Regions from separate parts of the Homo sapiens genome. Here region 1 is linked to region 2. Evidence: chromatin loops called from intact Hi-C (ENCODE). Cell type or tissue: gastrocnemius medialis. All regions are shown on one strand. Each heading gives the region's core, and the rest is flanking DNA. Links, peaks and the distances in the headings are about the cores only. Region 1 overlaps SOX2-OT (SOX2 overlapping transcript). Region 2 overlaps LOC101928882 (a long non-coding RNA gene).

The links. A loop is a pair of places that touch in the nucleus more often than their neighbours do. Peaks named below come from ENCODE experiments on the same cell type or tissue, not always from the same donor. Only the 100,000 strongest peaks of a DNase experiment are listed, where the experiment ranks them.
Region 1: it touches region 2 in a loop (2.7-fold over the local background); 4 of 110 quality-filtered maps call a loop at or near these places.

The regions. Positions count from the first base shown.
Region 1 is chr3:181,069,982-181,080,052 of GRCh38, reverse strand. All of the region lies in intron 1 of SOX2-OT (SOX2 overlapping transcript), which reads right to left. Among named protein-coding and RNA genes, the nearest start is that of SOX2-OT, 18 kb to the right of the region's middle. RefSeq lists an enhancer at 4,219-4,850. In gastrocnemius medialis, for the core only: no CTCF peak of the experiment used is centred there; no DNase peak of the experiment used is centred there.
Region 2 is chr3:180,796,512-180,806,582 of GRCh38, reverse strand. The region is part of intron 3 of LOC101928882 (a long non-coding RNA gene); the gene reads left to right. Among named protein-coding and RNA genes, the nearest start is that of FXR1, 110 kb to the left of the region's middle. RefSeq lists an enhancer at 1,315-1,852. In gastrocnemius medialis, for the core only: CTCF peaks have their summits at 3,362 and 3,561 (motif pointing left); no DNase peak of the experiment used is centred there.

The DNA of each region.
Region 1 (10,071 bases), core at 3,782-6,281, 270 kb before region 2:
TTTAAACTCTCAGCCAATGGAAAAAAATCAGACACTCAAATTCATATTTTTAGCTCCAGTATATTATTTAAGGCATAGTCTTTCAATATTACTCTTTCCATCTAGCTAAGACTCTAAATAGATAAGATCCATCCATTCATCAAATAGAACACGGTTTGTTACAATGCTAGCTAAAGAGCCTCCTGAGTCTGTCCAATCTACCAGAACAAGTCACCTTCCTCTCCTTTCACTCAATTAATTAAGGCAAACTTCACCACAAAGAAACACCTGTTGTTTCTAAAAGGCCACATAAAATAAAGGGAAAAATAAGACTAAACGAAAGATTTTTAAAACACCTAAGCTTTTATAATAAAATCAAAAGCATCCCCCTTAGAACAAAAGGAGTAAAGATAAGTATTTAAGTTAAAAGGTCATATTTCTAGCTTAGCTAAAAGTTTAAAGTGATGGTATTTGGGTAGTGTGCCTGTAAAGAGGCAATGGAAGAGGCTATTGGTTTTTGTTTTGTTTTGTTTTGTTTGTTTGTTTGTTTTTTGAGCAATAAAGCTTTTTAATCACCTGGGTGCAGGCGGGCTAGGTCCGAAAAGAGAGTAAGCAAAGGGTGGTGGGATTATCATTAGTTCTTACAGGTTTGGGATAGGCATACAAAGTACATTCTCAAGGGCGGGGAGAACATTACAAAGTACCTTCTTAAGGGCTGGGGAGAATATTACAAAGTACGTTCTTTTTTTTTTCATATTCAAAATAAATCCAAAGATGCTATTTATTGTAAATCTCATAAGAGATGGTTATCAAAAGCACTTGCATGCCAATGTTTTCTTGTGCCATTTCTTTCTACAATAAATCTATTTTGCTTCTGTCTCACCTTAGCTGTCATAGACATATCTTTTACGTATCATATTGTCAGTACTAACCTTTTGTTTATTAGGACATAAGACCCAAGAATCTAGACATTAATCTGATCTGATTGTTCTGTTTGTTACAGTTAGCCTGTAATCCCTTTTTTTTTTTTTTTTTGAGACAGAGTCTTGCTCTTTCACTGAGGCTGGAGTGCAGTGGCGCCATCTCGGCTCACTGCAACCTCCGCCTCCCGGGTTCAAGCGATTCTCCTGCCTCACCCTCCCAAGTAACTGGGATTACAGGCATGCGCCATCATGCCTGGCTAATTTTGTATTTTTAGTAGAGACAGCAAAAGGGGAAGTGTTATGCACATTCTTTTTTTTTTTTTGGAGATGGAATTTTGCTCTTGTTGCCCGGGCCACAGTACATTGGCACCATCTTGGCTCACTGCAACCTCCGCCTCCCAGGTGCAAGCGATTCTCATGCCTCAGTCTCCTGAGTAGCTGGGATTACAGGTGCACACCAACATGCCCAACTAATTTTGTATTTTTAGTAGAGACAGTGTTTCACCATGTTGGCCAGGCTGGTCTCGAACTCCTGACTTCAGGTGATCTGCCCCCCTTGGCCTCCCAAAGTGCTGGGACTACAGGCATGAGCCACTGCGCCCAGCTGCTACATACTTTTAAACAACCAGATCTCATGAGAATTCACTGTCACCACCAGAACAGCAAGGGGGAAATCTGCACCCATAATCCAATCATCTCCCACCAAGTCCCTCTGCCAACATTGGGGATTACAATCCAACAAAAGATTTGGGTGGGGACAGAGAGCCAAACCATATCCGTGGACATTCAATTCAAGGCATCTCATGCCAAGTCCAAGGCATGTTCCACAGCAACACACAGTTTCCATGAAGCGGTCCAAGAAATGAAAACAGGATGCAAGTGAGGGAGCCTGCAAGGCTCCTCCCTCAGAGGATACCACTCTGCCTTTCCCACTGGCTGTGATTATCTTTAAACATGTTCTTTCTGTTAATATCTATCTGGGGATCTCATTCCCTCTATAGATTGAGTGCATTCAGTCATTCATTCATGCTGTCTTCTTTTCAATTTCCTCAGAACCCTGCCTAATATTCTGAACAAAGAAAAAAAGATCTGCAAATACAAGTGCTCTGGACCACTTCTTTATGAGAATAAGTTGTCATGAAAATTGGACTATGCTTCATCTCTTTACTCCTGGTATAGCAAACCTCTAGATGTCCCATTCTAAAATCTTCTGTGAAGATTTTATGCTCTTCGGATAAATAAGCCAAAGTTTCCCAAACCTGAATGTTCATCAGAAGTACCTGGGAAATCATTAAAAAATAAAAGCCTGGACCCCAATTTAGGGCTACTGAAACTGAACTTCCAATGTCCTTGAACCAGTTTTTGCCAATCACTGCTGTAAGATACCAGTAGAAATACACAAAACAACTTTTATACCAAGCTGTCCCTTCTTAGACTTTGTTTATGTGTTTAAATTGAGAGACTAACACAATTTAAAGGAATCAAAACAGATCTGTAGCTGAAGGCATCCTGTCCTTGATGGGAACCAGGTAGAAAACAGTGTTAAAGGAGAGAATCGTGCCTACCTACAAGGTGGGAGAACTCTACCTGGAGTTGAAATCAATAGCCCTAGATTCCAGAGTCAGTTCTGCCCCTGTGTAAGTCATAGACTAACACAGGCCTCAGCAGGCTTCTGTGACATTACTCTTTCTTTCTGACTACTCCTTCTTCATCTCCTTTGAACTTTGTTCCCTCTGCTTGTCCTTAAATGTGGCTGTCCTTTAGATTCCTGTCCTCAGTTACTCTTTGAACTATCTACACTAATCCTGCCTCATTTCAAGTCCCCATGTCTTGAATGACTTATCTACGTGCTGATATTTCCCAAATCTGTATCTTCACTTACTGTCCTCAGCTGCACTCCTATGTACAAGACCCCAGAGTTAAAGTGACACTTTACAGCCTTTCCTCATCATTGACCAATTTCTACCAGCTACAGTGGAACACTTTTAACTTTTCATTACTCCTTTTTAGATAAAGACAGATTACCAGCAATAGGAATATGGTCAAGTACATTATAATACTTGTATCTAATGGAACATTACACAGTCATATAAAATGGCAGTTTGAAAAACTATGCAAAATATGGGGAAATAGAGTATATTGTTACAAAAGAGAGTAGTAAATTTTATCTCTATTATGATTATGTGGGAGACAAGAACATGCCACCCCAAAATATGCTTCTTTGGCTTAAGGACTGTTTTGAACCCAAGGCAATTGAGAGGGCAGGAAAGCTCTCTGCTTTCTAATTGCCTAAAAGCAGGATATAAATTTAGAAAGACAAGAGTATCCCTCCCCCCTTCTCTAGCAGGGAGGACAAAGGTTAAGCACTGAAGACAATTTTAGACTCTTATTGGCCTGGAGATGGCATCAGATGACTCTACATGAACAAGATTTACTAACTAGCCCTTATGTGCCATTTATTTGCCTTCTCACAATTTCCTGTCCCTACAGACACAGTTCTCTTCCTTTGTTCTGTCACTACTCTAAAAATTTACTATTCTTTGCTGAAGATGCTATATAAGCTAGAATTCAAAACTACCTCTTTGAGAATTACTCAGCCCCTAGGTATCTCCCACATATATACGAAATATATTAGTAAACTTCTGTTTGTTTTTCTCTAGTTAATCTGTCTTTTGTTATGGGGATTCATTCCAACTAAGAACCCATGAGGGTTGAGGAAAAAGTTACTTTTCCTCCTCTACCATTCTAATCTAAAAAGGTCAAAAGTATTGGACTAGAACTGGAAGGGAATATAGAAAATGACAGTTTATTGTTATTTAGATGTCTGAGTGGTTCTTTCCCATTAAGAGATTTCCATTATTATTTTATCATTTATGCAAATATATAGTTTATATATGATCATCTTAATTTGTGTAGTTATTCTAATCTTAATAACAAGTTTGTGGGGCTAAATAATAATATAACAGCTGCTCTTTAATTTTGTAAACAGTAAGATGCCATAAAGCAACCCAGGCTGTTCTTGTAACATGTTTGTCTTACTAACATACTATGGAAATAACAACCACATCCATCTGCTCATATCTCAGAACACTTTTCCAGGAGTCTCACCATGTCCTATACCAGTATATGATTATGCTTATGAGATAAATGGGATCATTACAACTACTTTAAAGATGAGGAAACTGAGGAACAGAAAGATTTTAAAACTTCATCAAAGGCTAGCCACAGATCAGAATGAATTTTCAACTCATTGATATTTACTCAACTAACAATCAGAATACATGTCAAATTTCTTTACTAACTGTTCTTAGCTGTTAATACACAGTATAATTTGTCTGGGTAAAGAAAATATTATGAAGGAGGGCAGGGCCAAGATGGCTGACTAGAAACAGCAGCAATCAGAGGCTCCCATGGAAAAGAACCAGAGTAAGCATGTGAATCCTTCACCGGCAACCAAGGTATTCAAGTTCTCTCATCAAAACTGACTAGGAGGCTGGTGCGATATACATGGAGAGGAAGGAAGAGAAGTGTGGTACAGTAGCCCACCTGAGAGCCACATGGGTCAGGGGAGCCCCTAACCCCCAGCCAAGGGAGGCAGTGAGTGAGCATGCTACCCAACTGAGGAAACCGTGCTTTTTCCACAGAACTGTGCAACCCCCGGATCAGAAGATCCCACTTGTGAACCCATGCTGTTGGGGCCTAGCATCCCAACCCCCAAGCTGCACAGATTCTCAACAGCCTCTCAGCTGTTGAGCTTCCAGGGAGAGGGGCAACAAGCACCACAGCTGTAGCTGCCTGCTGTCTAAGCAGCTTGAGCTCCTTGGGGGAGGGGCAGCAGCCAGCACTGGGACTCACAACTGCCTAACATGCTAAGCTCCCTGGGTCAGGGGAGGGCAGCATTCATCTCTATAGCTCCAGGCCATGCTTTTCCCCTGCTGGAGCCAGGGAGGCTGGATGGCTTGGTCCCATGATGTGTCCTCCACAGCCCAACACATTGGCTTGGCAGACTGCAGCCAGATTGCCTCTTCAGGCCTGACTCTACACCTCATTCCTCACCGGGCAGGGCTTCCCTGCAGGAACTTCAATAACTCCAGCCAGAGGCTCAGGGACAGAACCAGGGTCTCCCAGAGCCTGAGACCCTAGGGAGAGGGGTGGTCAGAGTCTCTGTGGACCAGCAGACTTAGCCTTTCCTCCTGGTAGTTCTGAGGAATCCAGGCAGCCCAGACAAGTGTGTTTCCCCACAGTGAAGCACACCCCCTCCACCAAGGGGCAGTCAAAGTGCTTCATTAAATGGGTCCTGTTCCCTGTGCCATCCAACTGGGTGAGACCCTTCAACAGGGGTTGTCAGACACCCAATACAGGAGTGATCCTACTGACATCAGGTTGGTGCCCCTCAAGGTCAGAGTCCCAGAAGAAGGAGCAGGCACACATCTTTGCTGCTCTGCAGCCTCCTTGAGTGGCATCTCCAGGTGTGGGAGTGAATCAGATGAATAAAGCCTGAAGTGAACCCCCAGCAAACTGCAGCAGCCCTACAGAAGAGGGATCTGACCACTAAAAGAAAAACAAACAGAAAGCAACAACAACAGCATCATCAATAACAAAAAGGCCCCCACAAAAAACCCCATCCAAAGGTCAGCAGCCTTAAAGATCGAAACTAGACAAACTCACAAAGATGAGAAAGAATCAATGTGAAAACGCTGAAAACCCAAAAAGCCAGAGTACCTCTTCTCCTCCAAATGATCGCAACATCTCTCAGCATGGGCATAGAACTGGATGGAGGATGAGATGGACAAATTGACAGAAGTAGACTTCAGAAGATGGGTAATAAAAAACTACACTGAGCTAAAGGAACATGTTCTAACCCAATGCAAAGAAGCTAAGAACCTGGATAAAAGGTTAGAGGAGCTGCTAACTAGAATAACCAGTTTAGAGAGGATCATAAATGACCTGATGGAGCTGAAAAACACAGTATAAGAACTTTGTGAAGCATACACAAGTATCAGTAGCTGAATCAATCAAGTAGAAAAAAAGGATAACAGAGTTTGAAGACCACCTTGCTGAAATAAGGCATGCAGACAAGACTAGAGAAAAAAGAATGAAAAAGGAATGAAAAAAGTCTCCAAGAAATATGAGACTTCATAAAAAGATTGAACCTACAATTGATTGGAGTACCTGAGTGAGATGGGGAGAATGGAAATAAGATGGGAAACACACTTCAAGATATTACCCAGGAGAACGTCTCCAACCTAGCAAGACAGGCCAATGTGAAAATTCAGAAAATACAGAGCACACCACTAAGGTACTACATGAGAATATCAACCCCAAGACACATAATCATCAGATTTTCCAAGATCAAAATGAAGGAAAAAATGTTAAGGGCAGCCAGAGAGAAAGGCCAGGCAACCTACAAAGGGAAGCCCATCAGGCTAACAGCAGATATCTCAAGCAGAAACTCTATAAGCCAGAAGAGACTGGGGACCAATATTCAACATTCTTAAAGAAAAGAATTTTTAACCCAGAATTTCATATCCACCCAAACTAAGCTTCATAAGTGAAGGAGAAATAAAATCCTTTCCAGGCAAGCAAATGCTGAGGGATTTTTACCACCAGGCCTGCCTTGGAGGAGTTCCTGAAAGATGCAGTAAATATCGAAAGGAAAAACCAGTACCAGCCACTGCAAACATACACCAAAATATAAAGACCAATGACACTATGAAGAAACAGCATCAACTAATGTGCAAAATAACCAGATAGCATCATGATGACAGGATCAAATTCACACATAACAATACTAACCTTAAATGTAAAGGAGCTAAATTCCCCAATTAAAAGACACAGACTGGCAAATTGGATAAAGAGGCAAGACCCATCGAGGTGCTGTATTCAGGAGACCCATCTCATGTGCAGAGACATACATAGGCTCAGAATAAAGAGATGGAAGAAAATTTACTAAGCAAATGAAAAGCAAAAAAAGCAGGGGTTGCAATCCTAGTCTCTGACAAAGCAGACTTTAAACCAACAAAGATTAAAAAAGACAAAGAAAGGCATTACATAATGGTAAAGGAAACAATTCAACAAGAAGAGCTAACTATTCTAAATATATATGCACCCAATATAGGAGGACTCCAATTCATAAAACAAGTTCTTAGAGATCTACAAAGAGACTTAGACTCACACACAATAATAGTGGGAGAATTTAACACCCCTTTGTCAATACTAGGCAGATCAATGAGACAGAAAATTAACAAGGATATTCAGATCTTGAATTCAGCTCTGGATCAAGTGGACCTAATAGGCATCTACAGAATGCTCCACCCCAAATCAACAGAATATACATTCTTCTCAGTGTCACATGGCACTTATTCTAAAATCAACCACATAATTGGAAGTAAAACACTCCTCAGCAAATCCAAAAGAAGTGAAATCATAACAAACAGTCTCTCAGACCACAGTGCAATCAAATTAGAACTCAGGATTAAGAAACTCACTCAAAACCACACGATTACATGGAAATTGAACAACCTGCTCCTGAATGACTCCTAGGTAAATAATGAAATTAAGGCAGAGATCAAGAAGTTCTTTGAAACCAATGAGAACAAAGAGACAATGTACCAGAATCTCTGGGATACAGCTAAAGCAGTGTTAAGAGGGAAATTTATAGCACTAAATGCCCACATCAGAAAGCTAGAAAGATCTCAAATTGACACCTTAATATCATAAGTAAAAGAGCTAGAGAAGCAAGAGCAATCTAATCCAAAAGCCAGCAGAAGACAAGAAATAACTAAAATCAGAGCAGAATTGAAGGAGATAGAGACACAAAAAACCCTCCAAAAAAAATCAATGAATCCAGGAGCTGGTTTTTTGAAAAAAATTAACAAAATAGATAGACAGCTAGCTAGATTAATAAAAAAGAAAAGAGAGAAGAATCAAATAGACACAATACAAAAACGATGAAGGGGATATCACCAATGACCCCAAGAAATACAAACTACCATCAGAGAATACTATAAACATCTCTATGCAAATAAACTAGAAAATGTAGAAGAAATGGATAAATTCCTGTACACATACACCCTCCCATGACTGAACCAGGAAGAAGTCCAATCTCTTAATAGACCGATAACAAGTTCTGAAATTGAGGCAGTAACTAATAGCCTACCAACCAAAAAAAGCCCAGGACCAGATGGATTCACAGCCGAATTCCAGCAGAGGTATGAAGAGGAGCTGGTACCCTTCCTTCTGAAACTATTCCAAATAATTTAAAAGGAGGGACTCCTCCCTAACTCATTTTATGAAGCCAGTATCATCCTGATACCCAAAACCAGGAAGAGACACAACAAAAAAAGAAAACTTCAGACCAATATCCTTGATGAATATCAATGTGAAATCCTCAATAAAATATTGGCAAATTGAATCCAGCAGCACATCAAAAAACTTATCCACCACGGTCAAGTCAGCTTCATCCCTGGGATGCAAGGCTGGTTCAAAATAATGCAAATTCATCACATAAACAGAACTGAAGACATGTATAATCCATCACATAAACAGAACCAAAGACAAAAACTACATGATTATCTCAATAGATGGAGAAAAGGCCTTTGATAAAATTCAATGTTCTTTCATGTTAAAAACTCTCAATAAACTAGGTATTGATGGAACATATCTCAAAATAATAAGAACTATTTGTGACAAACACATGCCAATAGCATATTGAATGGTCAAAAGCTGGAAGCATTCCCTTTGAAAACCAGTACACAACAAGGATGCCCTCTCTCACCACTCCTATTCAATATAGTATTGGAAGTTCTGGCCAGGGCAATCAGTCAAGAGAAAGAAATAAAGTGTATTCAAATAGGAAAAGAGGAAGTCAAATTATCTCTTTTGCAGATGACATGATTTCATAATTAGAAAACCCCATCATCTCAGTCCAAAAACTCCTTAAACTGATAAGCAACTTCAGCAAAGCTTCAGGATACAAAATCAATGTGCAAAAATCGCAAGCATTCCTTTACACAAATAATAGATAAGCAGAGAGCCAAATCATGAATGAACTCTCAATCACAATTGCTACAAAGAGAATAAAATACCTAGGAATACACCTAACAAGGGAAGTGAAAGGCTTCTTCAAGGAGAACTACAAAACACGGCTCAAGGAAATAAGAGGGGACACAAATAAATGGAAAAACATTCCATCCTCATGGATAGGAAGAATCAATATCGTGAAAATGGCCATACTGCCCAAAGTAATTTATAGATTCAATGCTATTCCCATCAAACTACCATTGACATTCTTCACAGAATTAGAAAAAACTACTTTAAATTTCATGTGGAATCAAAGAAGTCCCTGTATAGCCAAGACAATCCTAAGCAAAAAGAACAAAGCTGGAGGCATCATGCTACCTGACTTCAAACTATACTACAAGGTTAAAGTAACCAAAGCAGCATGCTACTGGTACCAAAACAGACATACAGACCAATGGAACAGAACAGACCTCAGAAATAATACCACACATCTACAACCATCTGATCTTTAACAAACCTAACAAAAACAAGCAATGGGGAAAGGATCTCCTATTCAATAAATGGTGATGAGAAAACTGGCTAGCCATATGTAGAAAGCCAAAACTGGATCCCTTCCTTACACCTTATACAAAAATTAACTCAAGATGGATTAAACCCTTAAATGTAAAACCCAAAATCATAAAAACCCTAGAAGAAAACCTAGGCAATACCATTCAGGACATAGGCATGGGCAAAGACTTCATGACAAAAATGCCAAAAGCAATTGCAACAAAAGCCAAAATTGATAAACAGGATCTAATTAAGCTAAAGAGCTTCTGCACAGCAAAGGAAACTATCATCAGAGTGAACAGGCAACCTACAGAATGGGAGAAAATTTTTGTAATCTACCCATCTGACAAATGTCTAATATCCAGAATTTACAAAGAACTTAAACAAATGTACAAGAAAAAAACAATCCCAACAAAAAGTGGGCAAAGGATATGAACAGACACTTCTCAAAAGAAGACATTTACGTGACCAACAAACATGAAAAAAAGCTCAACATCACTGATCATTAGAGCAATGTAAATCAAAACCACAATAAGATACCATCGCACACCAGTCAGAATGGTGATTATTAAAAAGTCAAGAAGCAATAGATGCTGGC
Region 2 (10,071 bases), core at 2,454-4,953:
GCTTGTCTAGTTCTCCGTGAAGGAGGGAAAGCTAGCAAGCAGATTTTCATGAGGCTATCTACCCAGACTACATTCTCGTTTCCTAATTCACATGGGCAGTCCATTTCAGTACTGTTATTCCACCACTCCCTGGCCATAATTGATTGAGTTAGGGTGGACACCTAATCCAGGAGGAACCAATCCATTCATTGTACTGAATCAATTAGATTGTATCTCTTAGAAATTAAGACCCAGAGCCTGGCCGGACTCCAGGTACTAAACGTTGGGAGATACTCTTAGATTAATTGCAAATTTTTCATTTTTACTTGTTATTTGAGCATGTTTGTTACTTCTAATTCAAGGAATTTTAACCAAGACAGTAGGATCATTGATTTTACATGTATAGCAGTGCTTTGGAAAATATTCTCTCTCATAGTAGTGCCAGGGTTCTGTCTCAAAAAACATGTCAGAAGATGTCCTGCTAGTAGGGTGCCTTAAAGGCACTTCAGCCAAGGGGTCAAGATGGGCCTCAAAAATATTCTGTCTTGACTGTGATTTGGATGGGTCTTGGGGTATACCCTGGCCCATGCTAACCCTGGTGCAGCCATGAGAATCTCAGGATTTCTGGACTAGCCTTGCATCTTAGCATATTAGGAGAGAGAAGGATTGAGATCTTTTGGATTGGAAGCAACCTGCTGATATAAGGACAAAAGTGGCACAACTTGCTAGGGGTACAAATTTAAAAATATACATGTAGGGTGACTTATTCAGAATTTTGGAGTGAAAGTGGCATTATTCACAGTTGTATGAGAACAACAGTTACAAAGTGAAATTGTCTTTGGCAAACAGGGCTATATTGTCACCATATCTCTGGGTGATTTGTAGCAATTTACATATATTTAATTAATAAGGATCATAAGAACTGGTACTTATTTGGGAATACTCATTTATTTTTCTTATTTTAAAATCAAATTTTTATTCATTGTACACAAAAATTGTAAAATGTAGATATATAGGAAGAAGGTAATAAACCTGTCATCCAGCTTTCAAGGATAATGACTGTTAATAGTTTGGTATATCTCTTTCCAGATTTTTCTACTTATTCATGTAATACATTTAAATAAAAAAATTAGACCATATTGTATGTATTATTGTATGAATTGCTTTTTAATGTCCTTTCCATGTCAACATTATTTTTAATGGTTATTTTCTAATTTGTTTATTATGTGCCATCATTTCTTTAACAATCCCTATTCTGGGCCATTCAGGCAGTCTCCTGTTTCACTAATTGTGCTTTAAAAGGCCACTCATTCTCCTGCAATATTTTTTCTTGTGAAATAAATGTGGGGAAGTAGGAGTGGTTTGTACACAGGATCATGCCCTCAGAGATCTCTCGCGTTAGAAACGCGCTGTGAACTGTATACATAAGCCTGTTAAAACATTTTAGTTGGTCACCAAATCAAATGTCAGGTTTTTTTTTCCCTCTTCTTTCCAAGAAGACAAAGGGAAACATTTGGAAGCAAGTCCTGTGCACCCCCTTGTGTCACCAGGGTGGAATGTGCTGCTAGCATTCACATTCCTTCCCCGCATAAGAACAGACAGGCCTTCCGAATGCTAGAGAGGAAGTGAGCTTTCCAAAGGACACTGTGATGGAAATCAAAATACAAGAAAAGACAATGTAATATGTCTTTATATCTGAAGGGATTTCCTGTACCATGAAGTGATCTTGACTTTTAAGTACATTATTCGATAATTTTGTTTTCTTTTGTAGCCTACCTTTGGTATAATGCCATTTTGTATAATTAAAAAAAAAATTTTAACAGTAACATTCTCATTGTAGAAAATATTGAAAAGTATATAAAATTATTATAACAAAAGACCTAACAATTATTAACATATTGATTTATTTTCTTCTAGTATTTTTTCTGCATATACACACATATACATATATCCATATATAAACCGTATAGTGGATAGTATGGTGTTATAAGTGCTTGCCTCCTGCTTACTTTAAGTTGATGTTAAATTATCATAGAAAAGTCAGATTCCATATCTATCTTGTTCAGTGCTGAATCTCCAGTGCCAGGCAGAATACATGGCATGTTGTAAACCTTTGATAAATGCTCATTTGATTACTGAATCTTACTGTATTTTGTAATTCACTTAACCATTTCCCTGTTGTACCTCATTTTCAGTTTGTTCACTATTATAAATCACACAGTGATTAATTTCTTTGTGCATAAAGCTTTTTCCACCTTCCTGATTTTTCCCTCAGGTTAAATTTCTTGAATGCAATGGTTAGATAAAGAAAATAAAAAATTAATGTTCCAATCACAGAATGCCAAGCTGCTTTCCAATTCACATAAACATAAGCGGGGCCTATGAGTAAATGGCAGAGCTAGAAATCCAACTAAGATCTCCACCCAAAGCCTGCCTCCTTGACACTATTCTATGCTGCCTCTCCATCTATCTGGTTAAATAACTGATTGGACAATGATAATCTGAAGGCTCTGATTAATAAATTCTTATTAAGCCAATAATTCTAGCACAAAAAGGGAAGTTTTAGTTTGGCAGGGCTTTAATTTAGTAAAGCCATTCTGATTCATGATAACAGTGCCACCATTAGTCCAAATGGCACCTTTGTGTAATTTGGAAAAAGATAACCCTTCTCCAAGATATTTTGATGCCCTCTGCAGGAAAATTGTCTTAATAAATACATAAATCTATGAATATAGAGGCATGAATATAGAGCTATAAGGCACAAAACTTGGACAATTCTATTTTCTAAGCTCTTGGGAATTCTGTTTAATCTAGACGAGAGTTTTGTGAGGCTATAATGTCAAGCAAAATAAATTATATTTTCTGGAAGTGCCTTTTTGAAAATTATGATAACTTGCATCTTTCTTTTAATCTCTTGGTTCCTCTCTAGGTCTCTTTGTTTTTATAATGTTTCCAGTGTTTCTGCAATCTCATCTACAAATTCTCTTGCATCATAAATCCTCACAGTTTAAAGTGTGATGGTGGAAAATGTTGTTTTATAATAAAATTATTTCTTTTTAAATGCTTACAAGCTATAATTTTAATATATTTAAAGCCAGTTTCATGTGTATATTTTTATTTGAAATAATCTTAAAAACATGGTTATTAGAGAAATATTAAAGTTTTATTTCTGTAATATATTCACCCAGAGAATTTCTGTTATCCCTTCGATTATTTATCCCTTATGTTTCCATCAATTTAAAAAGTGTATTTGATATTCAAACATGACACCTTAGCCTCCAAGTGTAAATCTGTTAATATAAGCAGTGAGTGAGTCTTTACAGAAATATTATCATAAAAAATTTCTGTAAATATCTTATTAGTGTCCTGACAAGTTGAACAATTATGAAGACATCTGTACATTGATTTTTAATAATTGAAATACTGTTAAAGTATTTCTATAATGAAAGAAAATTTTTAAGTGGTATATTTTGTTTCAAATAACATTGAGATTTTTTTTTTTACATAGTAGACAGGGAATCATCTCATTGAGAACAGATTTTTCTCCTCTATTTTGTTCTGCTGCTGCCATCTAGAGTAAAAGTGAAGCAAAGGAAGCAGACCTCCACCAAATGGTGCAGATTCTAGATTCAATCAGGAATAGGGGAGAGCTTAAACTATTTTTCTTAATTTTTAATTGAAAAATAATTATTGTATATATTTATGGGGTACAATGTGATGCTTTAATGCATCTATACATTGTGGAGTAAGCAAATTAGGCCAATTAGCATATCCATCACCTCACATACTTATCACTTTTTTGTGGTGAGAACATTTAAAATCCACTGTTTTAGAAATTTTTGAAATATACAATACGTTATTACTAACTAAAGTCACCCTGCTGTGCAAAACATCACCAGAACTTATTCCTCTTGTCTAACTGGAACTTCATACCCTCTCACCAACATGTCCCCTTTCCCTCTCCACCCTTTTCACCCCGCTCAACTTCCAGTAACTACCATTCTACTCTGTGATTTTTTTAGATATCAAATATAAGTGAGACTACATGATATTTGTCTTTCTGTGCCTGGCTTATTTCACTTAACACAATGTCCTCTAGATTCACTCATGTTGCAAATTTTTCTGCTTTTTTATGGCTGAGTAGTATTTCATTGTGTGTGTGTGTGTGTGTGTGTGTGTGTGTGTGTGTGTAAAACTTAAAAACATTCATTTGGCCAGGTGCAGTGGCTCACACCTGTAATCCCAGCACTGTGGGAGGCCAAGGCGGGTGGATCACAAGGTCAGAAGTTCGAGACCAGCCTGACCAACATGGTGAAACCCTGTCTCCACTAAAGATACACAAAAATTAACCAGGTGTGGTGGTGCGCACCTGTAAACCCAGCTACTTGGTAGGCGGAGGCAGAAGAATCGCTTGAACCCGGGAGGCAGAGGTTGTAGTGAGCCGAGATCACGCCATTGCACTCCAGTCGGGGTGACAGGGCAAGACTCTGTCTCAAAAAAAAAAATTATTCATCTGTTGCTGGGCACTTAAATTGGTTTCATATCTTGGCTATTGTAAATAGTGTGGCAATAAACATGAGGGTACAGGTATTTCATTTACATATTAATTTCACTTCCTTTAGATATATACCCAGTAGTAGTAATGCTGAATCATATAGTAATTCTATTTTGAGTTTTTGGAGGAACCTCCATACTGTTTCCAAAATGGCTCCACAAATTAACATTCCTACAAAATGTACAAGGGCTCCTTTTCATCCACATCTGCAGCAACACTTATCTATCATCTTTTTGATAATGTCCACTCTAACAGGTACAAGGTGATATCTCATTGTGATTTTGATTTGCATTTCCCTGGTGATTCGAGATGTTAAGCATTTTTTAAAATTTATTTTTTTTTATTTCAGTAGGTTTCTGGGGAACAGGTGGTGTTTGATTAATGAATAACTTCTTTAGTGGCAATTTCTGAGATTTTTGTGCACTCATCATCCGAGTAGTGTACACTGTACCCAGTGTGTAATCTTTTATCCCTTACCCCCTTCCTACCCTTTCCCCCAAGGCCCCAAACTCCATTGTATCACTCTTATGCCTCTGCATCCTCATAGCTTAGCGCCCACTTATGAGTGAGAACATACAATGTTTGGTTTTCCATTCCTGAGTCACTTCACTTAGAATAATGGTCTCCAATTATGTCCAGATTACTGTGAATGCCACTATTTTGTTCCTTTTATGGCTTGGCAGTATTCCATGGTACATATATATCACAATTTCTTTACCCAATTGTTGATTGATGGGCATTTGGGCTGGTTCCATATTTTTGCAATTGCGAATTGTGCCGCTATAAACGTGCGTGTGCAAGTATCTTTTTTGTATAATGAATTCTTTTCCTCTGGGTAAATATCCAAAATGGGATTGCTGAATCAAATGATAGTTCTACTTTTATTTCTTTAAGGAATCTTCACACTGTTTTCCATAGTGGTTGTACTAGTTTACATTCCCAGCAGCAGCGTAGAAGCGTTCCCTTTTTACCACATCCACGCCAACATCTATTATATTTTAATTTTTTGAGCATGGCCATTCTTGCAGGAGTAAGGTGATATTTCATTGTGGTTTTGATTTGCTTTTCCCTGATCTCTAGTGATGTTGAACATTTTTTCATATGTTTGTTGCCGATTTGTATATTTTCTTTTGAGAATTGTCTATTCGTGTCCTTAGCCCACTTTTTGATGGGATTGTCTGTTTTTTTTACCGCTGATTTGTTTGAGTTCCTTGTAGATTCCGGATATTAGTCCTTTGTCAGATGTATAGATTGTGAAGATTTTCTCCCACTCTGTGGGTTGTCTGTTTACTCTGCTGATTGTTTCTTTTGCTGTACAGAAGTTTTTAATTAAGTCCCATCTATTTAATTTTGTTTTTATTGCATTTGCTTTTGGGTTCTTGGTCATGAAATCTTTGCCTAAGCCAATGTCTAGAAGGGTTTTTCCAAAGTTATCTTCTAAAATTGTTATGGTTTCAGGTCTTAAATTTAAGTCTTTGATCCATCTTGAGTTGATTTTTGTATAAGGTGAGAGATGAGGATCCGGTTTCATTCTTATACATGTGGCTTGCCAATTATCCCAGCACCATTGGTTGAATAGCGTGTCCTTTCCCTACTTTACGTTTTTGTTTGTTTTGTTGAAGATCAGTTGGCTGTAAGTATTTGGCTTTATTTCTGGATTCTCTATTCTGTTCCGTTGGTCTATGTGCCTATTTTTATACCAGTATCATGCTGTTTTGGTGACCGTGGCCTTGTAGTATAAAGTCAGGTAATGTGATGCCTCCAGATTTGTTTTTTTTTGCTTCTTCTTGCTTTTGCTATGCGGGCTCTTTTTTGGTTCCAAATGAATTTTAGGATGTTTTTTCTAGTTCTGTGAAGAATGATCGTGGTATTTTGATGGGCATTGCGTTGACTTTGTAGATTGCTTTTGGCAGTGTGGTCATTTTCACAATATTGATTCTACCCATCCATGAGCATGGGATGTGTTTCTGTTTGTTTGTGTCATCTATGATTTCTTTCAGCAGTGTTTTGTAGTTTTACTTGTAGAGGTCTTTCACCTCCTCGGTTAGGTATTTAATATATTCCTAAAAATTTTAGTTTTTTTTTTTTTTTTTTTTTGCAGCTATTGTAAAAGGGATTGAGTTCTTGATTCTCAGCTTGGTCACTGTTGGTGTATAGCAGAGCTTCTGATTTGTGTGTATTGATTATGTATCCTGAAACTTTGCTGAATTCATTTATCAGTTCTAGGAGCTTTTTGCAGAAGTCTTTAGGATTTTCTAGGTATACAGTCATATCATCAGCAAACAGCGAGTTTGACTTCGTCTTTATCAATTTGGATGCCCTTTATTTCTTTCTCTTGTCTGTTTGCTCTGGCTAGGCGTTCCAGTACTAGGTTAAATAGAAGTGGTGAGAGTGGGTATCCTTGTCTTGCTCCAGTTCTTAGGGGGAATGCTTTGAACTTTTTTGGTTCCAAATGAATTTTAGGATTTTTTCTAGCTCTGTGAAGAGTGATGGTGGTATTTTGATGGGAACTGCATTGAATTTATAGATTGCTTTTGGCAGTATGGTCATTTTCACAATATTGGTTTTACTCATCCATGAGCATGTATGGATGAGTAGAATCAATATTCTGTATTGATTCAGGTGCAGAATCATTCAGTATTAAGTTGGCTGTGGGTTTGTCATAGATGGCTTTTATTACATTAAGGTATGTCCTTCTGTGCTGACTTTCCTGAGGCTTTTAATCCTAAAGAGATGCTAGATTTTGTCAAATGCTTTTTCTGTGTCTGTTGAGATGATCATGTAATGTTTGTTTTTAATTCTATTGATGTAGTTTATCATATTTATTGACTTGTGTATGTTAAACCATCCCTGCATCCCTGGTATGAAACCCACTTGATCATGGTGGATTATCTTTTTGATACGCTGTTTGATTCAGTTAATATTTTGTTAAGTATTTCTGCATCTATATTCATCAGGAATATTGGCCTGTAGTTTTAGGTGAGGTGGCATTAGGGTGAGACTGACTTCATAGAATCTCTATCTCTATCTTGTGGAATAGTGCCAATAAGATTGGTACTAATTCTTCTTTGAATATCCGATAGAATTCAGCTGTGAATCCATCTGGTCTCAAACTTTTTGTTGGTAATTTTAAAATTAATTTGAAAACCTTGTTTTTGAGCTCTGAAGTTCTTTGTTTGTTTGATTCTATTATGGAGACTTAATAGTGTATTTTGCATTTCTCTAAGTGTGTCTTTCATTTCCAGAAACTGATTGTTTTTTATTGATGCCATCTAATTTCACTGAAGGGCTTTCCCTTCATATCTTGTATCATTTTCTTTTTTTTTTATTTCATTAAGTTGGACTTCACCTTTCTCTGGTGCCTCCTTGATTAGCTTAATAATCGACCTTCTGAATTCTTTTTCTGGCAATTCAGGGATTTCTTCTCGGTTTGGATCCATTGCTCATGAGCTAGTGTGATCTTTCGGGTGTGGTAAAAAATCTTGTTTTGTCATATTACCAGAATTGTTTTTCTAGTTCCTTCTCATTTGGGCGGGCTATGTAAGAGGGAAGATCTGGGACTCAAGGGCTGCTCTTCAGATTCTTTTGTCCCACGGGTGCTTCCTTAATGTATTGCTCCTCCCCTTCCCCTAGAGATGTGGCTTCCTGAGAGCCAAACTGAGTGATTATTCACACAGCAGAGCTATCAAGCTCCAGGCTAGTACAGGGGAGTGTCTGCACAGAGTCCTGTGATGAAAGTCCCATCTTCGAATCTATGAAAAACAATGATAGCTATAGCAACCTGTTAAGAGATAGGTAATATAAAAATAATATAAATTGAGGCAAAATGTAGGGGGATAGAGTTAAAGTATAGAATTTTTTCTTTTTCAAAAATTTGTTTCTATACCTTTCTTTTGATCTAAGATAAGTTGTCATCTCTTTAAAATAACTTGTTATATACATAAGATGTTTTATGTAAGCCTCATGGTAACCAAAATATAAAAATCTGTAATAGATTCACTAAAAATAAAAAGCAACAAATTAAAACATACTACTAGAGAAAAAATCACTTAACCACAAAAGAAGACAGTTAAAATGGAAAAAAGGAGTTAAAAAGCGACCAAAAACTAAGCAACAAAATAGCAGTAGTAGGTCCTTACTTGTCAATAATAATATTAAATGTAAATGAATTCAGTTTTCTAATTAAAAGGCATACTGTGGTTGAAAAATAAACAAGTTTCAACTATATGCTGCCTACAAAAAACCTACTTCACCTATAAAGACATGAATAGTCTGAAAGCAAAAGGGTGGGAAAAGATATTCTATGCAACTGGAAACCAAAAAGCTGCAGAAGTAGATAGACTAAAAATCAAAGACTGTTAAAAGAAACAAGGTCACTATAAGATGATAACGGGGTAAACTCAGCAAAGGATATAACAATTACAAATATCTATCTATCTAACACTGGAGCTCCAAGTATATAAAGTGAACATTAATAGATAGAGAGATTGCAAAATGGTAATTGTAGATTTCAACATCCCACTTTCAGCAGTGGACAGATCATCCAGACAGAAAATCAGCAAAGAAACATCGGAGTGAAACCACACACTAGACCTAATAGGCCTAACTGACATATACAGAACATTTAACCCAACTGCTGTAGAATACACATTTTTCTCATCAGTTCATGGAACATTCTGAAGAATAGATCATATATTAGGCTACAAAACATTTCCCAAGGAACTCAAAAAAGTAGAACCCATATTAAGTATTTTTTCTCAACAATAATGGAATTAAACTAGAAATCAATAACAAGAGGAATGTTGGAAACTACACAAATTAGGAAAAATGCTCCTGAGCAACCAATGGGACAATGAAGAAATTAAGAAGGAAATTAAAAAATTTACTGAAACAAAAGAAACTGGAAACACAACATACCGAAACCTATGGGATATGACAAAAGCAATTCTAAGAGGGAAATTTATAACAATAAATGCTTAAATTTAAAAACTAGGAAGATTTCAAATAAATAACCTAACAATGTACCACAAGGAACTAGAAAAGCAAGAACCAGCCAAACCCAAAATTAGTAGAAGGAATGAAATAATAAAGATCAGAGCAGCAATAAATAAAATTGAGACTAAAAAAAAAAATACAGACGATCAACAAAATGAAAAGTTGGGCCTTTAAAAAAAAAAAAGATACACAAAATTAACAGACTTTTAGCTAAACTAGGAAAAAGAGAAGACCCAAACAAATAAAACAGAAAACAACTGAGACCACAGAAATACAAAGAATGGGGTGGGCATGGTCACTCATGCCTATGACAGTACTTTGGGAAGCCGAGGCAGGTGGATCACTTGAGGTCAGGAGTTCAAGACCAGCCTGCCCAATGTGGCGAAACCCAGTCTCTACTAAAAGTACAAAACTTAGCCAGGCATGGTGGCACGTGCCTGTAGTCCCAGCTACTTGGGAGGCTGAGGCACGACAATCACTTGAACCCGGGAGATGGAGGTTGCAATGAGCCAAGATTGTGCCACTGCACTCCAGCCTACACA